2 separate regions of the Homo sapiens genome follow, and region 2 is linked to region 1. Evidence: read pairs that join two places in POLR2A ChIA-PET (ENCODE). Cell type or tissue: PC-9. All regions are shown on one strand. Links, peaks and the distances in the headings refer to the core of each region. The heading gives the core; the rest is flanking DNA. Region 1 overlaps CLEC19A (C-type lectin domain containing 19A). Region 2 holds the start of LOC124903658 (a long non-coding RNA gene).

Region 1 (2,912 bases), core at 153-2,652:
GCATTCTTTTTGACCTTCTCCCATGAAGACCTTCTCAACACCTTTTAGCTGTTCTTCCTGCTTTGTCTCACCTCCCAGGTCCAGAGGCATTCTTCCTCCTTGGAACAGCCTGACCTCATTTCCCTGAAACCTCACAGGTGTTCCCTTTGCCTTTGGGAACTGCTTGCCCCTAGCTTATTCTCTGTCATTCACCCCCTCCTTACTCTGTGCTCCAGGTTTGCCCACACTTTTGCCATTTCTCAAAGACATGTTCTGACCTTTGCAGATAATTCCCTTGACCTGACTTCAGCCAATTCTGTTTCTCCTTTGAGTCTCTGCTGCAGTGACTTATTCAGGGAAGATGAGGTAGGAGCCTCTGATAAATGCTTTTAGAGCCCCTTGCACCTCAACATTCACACATTCCTCCTCTATCCCCATCAGCATCTGTTGTGATCATTCCTCTTCCTCTGGTGCCTTGGCACGTAGTAGGTGCACAATGACTGGGCTTGAATGCATAAATACATGTAGGGAATCAAACACCACTTCTTGAGGGCAGCCTCTTGGGAAAATGGTGAGAAGGCTGTGTGCATAACTCATGCCTTTGAAACCAGGAGTCCTGACACTGCGATGGCATTCCTGGAGTTTTTTTAACCAAGTCCTGAAAGCAGAGGTTGCCAGATCCTGGTTTTGCATATTGTTTAGGACAACGATTGCTACGAAGGCCAACCTCAGCATCCCCTGGGACCTTCAGACTCCCAGGCCCCACCCCAGGCCTTCCAAATCGGAGTCTGCATTTTCATAAGAGCCCCAGGTGATTCTTGTGAATGTGAAAATCTGGGAAGCCCTGGTCTACAGTGTGCCAGACTGAAAGATGGAGCCTGTAGAATTACTGATTCATTCATTCATTCATTTTCTCACTGAACAGAGCCTGGCAAAGAGGAATTAATAATTAATTAAATGAAAGGGGCTGAGTGGAGTGAGAAGGGGAAAAGGGTCCTTGGTCTTAAAGACTGTGGATATTTCAAAAAGAACCCCTGCCTCCAACCCTGTCTGCTCCTCCCAGAGTGGAAAACAAGTTCCTTGAGCCATTTACACCCCACCTCCCCATTCTGGTCCTTTAGGTTTTCTCCACTGAGTAATTTGGTGGTTATGGATGCCAGGGGTGAAACACACCAGAAAATGGGGCTGTGACAGGTCACTGCTCAATTACTCCCCTTTCCAACAGGGCAGGCAAAGGCCTTTAATTGTGAGGACCTGGGAGGTGGAAAAGAGCGCTGGCTTGCACCAAAACGATCATTAACTCCAGCCTGCACGGCATTTCCCCCTCCTCCTTTACCTCTTGGGTTTAAGGAATTGGGAATAGTAGGCCTTTCATCAGCCTGACCCCAAGCCAGCCTCTGCTAATCTGTCTCTTGTGAAGGGATTTCTTTAGCTTTATAGCTTGACAGTCAGGTAACCATGGCAACACAACAATCAGCGCCAACTCTGACTCAGCATTCACTGTGTGCCAGGCATTGTGTTAAATGCTTGATACAGAAAAATACACTCAATCTTCACACATCCTACCAGGTAGGTGCCACTATCACCCCCACTTCACAGATGAAGAAACCAGAGCACAGAAAGGTTGGCCAACTTGCCCAAGATCGCACAGCTCCCAGCTGGGATTTGAAGCCAGCCTGTCTAGCTCCAAACCTAGAGAGTCCTACTGCATTTAAGCCCATTTCCTTTTGCTCCAATCTTGATGGTCTGGTCCTTCATTAATTCCTTTATCCATTCAACAAGTACTATTTGAGCACCTACTTGGTCTCAGGCAGTAGGTTACAAGCTGAAGATACTGTGTGGTATACTACACAGATGCGCCTTCTGACCTCATGAGCCTTATGGTCTATGAAGACCAAACCTAAGAAAAATAAGCACAGGCCAGGTGCAGTGGCTCATGCCTGTAATCCCAGACTTTGGGAGGCAAAGGCAGGAGGATCGTTTGAGGCCAGGAGTTTGAGACCAGCCTGGGCAGTATAGCAAGATTCCACCTTTACAAAAACACTTTTTGTAAATCAGCCATATGTGGTGGCACATGCCTGTAGTCCCAGCTACTCAAGAGACTGAAGAGGGAGCATCACTTGAGCCCAGAAGTTCCAGGCTGCAGCAAGCTATGACCATACCACTGTACTCCAGCCTGGGCAACAGAGCAAGACCTTGTCTCTAAAAAAAAGAAAGAAAGAAAAAGAAAAAGGAGCAAAAATAAAGATGTCATTAGCATGTAATTTGTGGATGTGTATCATGCCAGCAAAAACTTCAGGGAGCAGCCCCCTCGATTATTTTAGAAACTGGCTGTTTGCCCCTTTCTCTCCCTAGTTGAATTGGTGGCTGCCCTGTCCCCATCTTCAAGGATCCCATAGGTGATTATGACACGGCGTCATGAGTTCCCTTCCTGGATGGGGGAAAAGAGGGTGTTGCCACAGGAACACCTAAAAGTGGAACATAACCCAGACCTGGAGATCTGGGAGGCTTCTTAGAGGAGGTGCTGTCTCAACTGAGACCCGGAGGATGAACAAGAGTTAGAGAAAGAGTGTTCCGGGGGGAGGACACAGTGTGTGCAGAGGTCTGGAGGTGTGAGAGAGAATGGAGCTTTGGAGAATTAGAAATGGTTTAGCATGGCCGGGAACTTGAGAAGGAGAAGAGGGAAGAGATGAGACTGGTGGTGGGGGAGGGGAAGTGGAGGGAGAGAGGCAGAGGGGAGGGGATGCACAAAGGGGCTGTTGCTCTGGAAACCAGGAGGCCAAACCACATGGTCTTTTCCTTCAATTAGCAACATCAGAGGCCCCCAAGGTCTCCCAGCTGGGGTGGGGGGTCAAAGCCTTTGGGAGTTCTGAGCTTGTTAGGAAAAGAAAACACATCAGTGGAACTCAGGGCTCCCCCCCACCCCCACTCTT
Region 2 (2,912 bases), core at 307-2,806, 110 kb after region 1:
ATGGAAAGGCAACTTTTTTTTTTTTTTAAAGAGACAGGGTCTCACTCTGTCAACCAGGCTGGAGTGAGCTGGAGTGAGTGCAGTGGCTCGATCATAGCTCACTGCAGCCTCAAACTCTGGGCTCAAGAGATCCTCCTGCCTCAGCCTCCCAAGTAGCTAGAATTACAGATGTGCACTACCATGCCTAGCTAATTTTTAAATTGTTTTTTGTAGAGACGGGGTCTCACTGTGTTGCCCAGGCTGGTCTTGAACGCCTAGACTCAAGTGATTCTCCTGCCTCAGCCTCCCAAAGTGCTGGGATTACAGGCGTAAGCCACTGCGCCTGGCCTGGAAGGCAGCTCTTATTGACCTCATGGTGGCCAAAGCCCCCTCCCCTGTTTCTCCATCTCCCGTCCCTGTTCCTACAACAGCCATCCCACAGGACAGGGAGAGAAGGAAGGGAAGAGGGGAGGAGGGGAGGGAGGAAGGAGGGGAAGGAGGGAGAAAGGGAGGGAAGAGGGTAGCAGGGAAGGAAGGGAGGGAGGGAGTGAAGAGAGAAGCGGGAAGGGAGGGAAGGAGGAAGGAGTGGCTGGGTCTTTTCCTTTCCTTGGGCTCCCCACATCCTTCTACCTACAATGGGTAGACAGTTACCCTCTAATATGCAGGAATGCACAACAGCCGACTGGAGACACAGCCTGGTCCGTGGGTGGCTTCCCGAGCAGCCAACCACATTTCCCTGGGCTGGACAGGGGGAAGGAAGCCAATCTAACAGTTGGCCTGAAAAACATCCATGCATCATCCTGTTTTCCAGCCTTCACTTTTTCCCCAAAAAAATCAATTTCTGAAAGTCAAAATGATTGATAGCTTTATACCCTGTGCAATCATTCTCCTTATTAAATAACTCAGCATCGATGATTTAAAAAAGGCTTCCAGAGTGGTGGTGGTTACAGGAATCTATACATGTGATAAATTTTCACAGAAAGACACACACATGAGTGATGCATGTAAAAAGTAGTGAAATCTTGAGGTCAGGAGATCGAGACCATCCTGGATAACACGGAAAACCTCATCTCTACTAAAAAAAAAAAAAATACAAAAAAATTAGCAGGGCGTGGTGGCGGGCGCCTATAGTCCCAGCTACTCAGGAGGCTGAGGCAGGAGAATGGCGTGAACCTGGGAGGTGGAGTTTGCAGTGAGCCAAGATCACGCCACGGCGCTCCAGCCTGGGTGACAGAGCGTCTCAAAAAAAAAAAAAAACTACTGAAATCTGAGTAAGCTCTAGGTTAGTTACCAACATCTATTTCCTGGTTGCGTAAGATGCTATCATGCTGGATCAAGAGGACACAGGAACTCTCTGCTATTTTTGCAACCTCTTGTGAGTCAAAAATTATTTCAAAATAAAAAGTTTTAAAAATCCAAAAAAGCCTTTTAAACAGTAAAATAAAATAAAAATAATCACTTTTTAAAAAAGCTCCCAGGAGGAAACACCACAAACCCATCCCTTACCTGAGAACTGGGAATCAGCGCCTTCCACCAGTGCCCGCCCTTGACCAGGTCAACTTCACACAAAGGCACAGAAACTTTCCCAATGACACAGTGGCGGGAGAACTTATCAAAATCCACCACGGTCAGGAGCAGGGTCCTCCTCTGGGCCTCCAGGAAGGGGATCTCGAAGGTGTAGCGCTCCTCAAACACGGGCTTCTGGGTCTTGCGTTTGACCCCGGTCTGCTTTGAGTTCTTCTGGTCTGGCAGGAGACAGATCTTGACGTAGGGGTTGGAGTGCGCCATGTCCTGGCGCGAGCCATCGTGGGAGATGGGAGGTGGCAGGTCCCTGGCCTCGATCACGCGCACGGTGAGGTGGTTGTGCAGCAGGTCGTACTGAGTGCTGAAGTGCAGCATGCCCAGCTGGTACTTGGACAGGATCTCCTCGTCTGTCAGAGAGTCCACATCGTCGCTGTTGGAGTCGAGGGAGTACAGGTGGGGTTCGAACTTCCTGAAATAGTCGTCGGGGTTATAGGTCCGTCTGAGCACCGAAGGTTGGATGGGCTCCTTCTTGGCGCTGAGAACGCCAAACTCGATGGGTTTAATATCGATGAGTGGAGAGCTGGGACGTCTTGACTCAAGACCTGAGAGCCACCAGAAATAACAATGAAGACAGCCACATACGGGGCAGACCTGGGCCACTTTGCAGGTAAGCAGATTCTTGCATTGTTTACTCTGCTTCAGAATGACCTTTGCCATCTTTCTCCACACTCTGAAATACTCACTGATTCTGTGACAGATAGTTTGGTGGCACTATTGACACCTTGCCATCATCACAGCAGCTAAGTGCCAGGCACTGCTCTAATGGACTGTGTACACTACATCATCGCATATGTGCAATCACAATCTTCACATCCCCTTGAATTATTAGATAATTACTATTATCCCCACTTTATAGACGAGGAAACAGAAGCTTTAAGTAACTTTCTGAAGGTCACACACTTGCAAGTGTAGGAGCCAGGGGTCAGGCTGGTCTAGCTGACCCCAGAGTCTGGCTCTAACCATTATCCTACGATGTCTCCACTTTAAGAGAGTGAGCTCTGGGACCAGAGTGCCTGGGTGGAATTCCATCTCAGCCACTTACTCACTACTCGTGTACTCATTACCAGTGAGCCATGTGACTCCGGGCATATTCTTTTGACTCTCTGGGACTCTGTTTTCCCATCAGTAAAATAGAGTCAATAACGGCACCTACCTCAAAGAATGTGGTGAAGATTCACTGAGCCAGGGCATGAAAAGAGCATGGCACAGAATGTGCCCGTAGGCACAGACCAATAAATGGGAACGACTGTACTTCTTCAAGGTTCATATTCAAACCTCACCGCTTACGGGCCGCCTCTCTCCCTTCCATGAACCAGCAGAATGCATTGATCCCAAGTTCATTATTCCAA

Evidence for each region. Peaks named below come from ENCODE experiments on the same cell type or tissue, not always from the same donor. Only the 100,000 strongest peaks of a DNase experiment are listed, where the experiment ranks them.
Region 2: POLR2A ChIA-PET joins it to region 1 with 22 read pairs; 3 of 35 experiments call an interaction of 5 or more read pairs at or near these places.

Annotation. Positions count from the first base shown.
Region 1 is chr16:19,290,127-19,293,038 of GRCh38, reverse strand. The region is part of intron 1 of CLEC19A (C-type lectin domain containing 19A); the gene reads right to left. Among named protein-coding and RNA genes, the nearest start is that of CLEC19A, 5.9 kb to the right of the region's middle. In PC-9, for the core only: no CTCF peak of the experiment used is centred there; a DNase peak (open chromatin) is centred at 1,418.
Region 2 is chr16:19,182,721-19,185,632 of GRCh38, reverse strand. It overlaps SYT17 (synaptotagmin 17), which reads right to left. Exons shown (of 8, transcript NM_016524.4): 5 at 1,486-2,105. It overlaps LOC124903658 (a long non-coding RNA gene), which reads left to right and starts at 1,573. Exons shown (of 2, transcript XR_007065012.1): 1 at 1,573-2,170. RefSeq lists an enhancer at 171-987. In PC-9, for the core only: no CTCF peak of the experiment used is centred there; a DNase peak (open chromatin) is centred at 1,262; H3K27ac peaks cover 1,503 bases.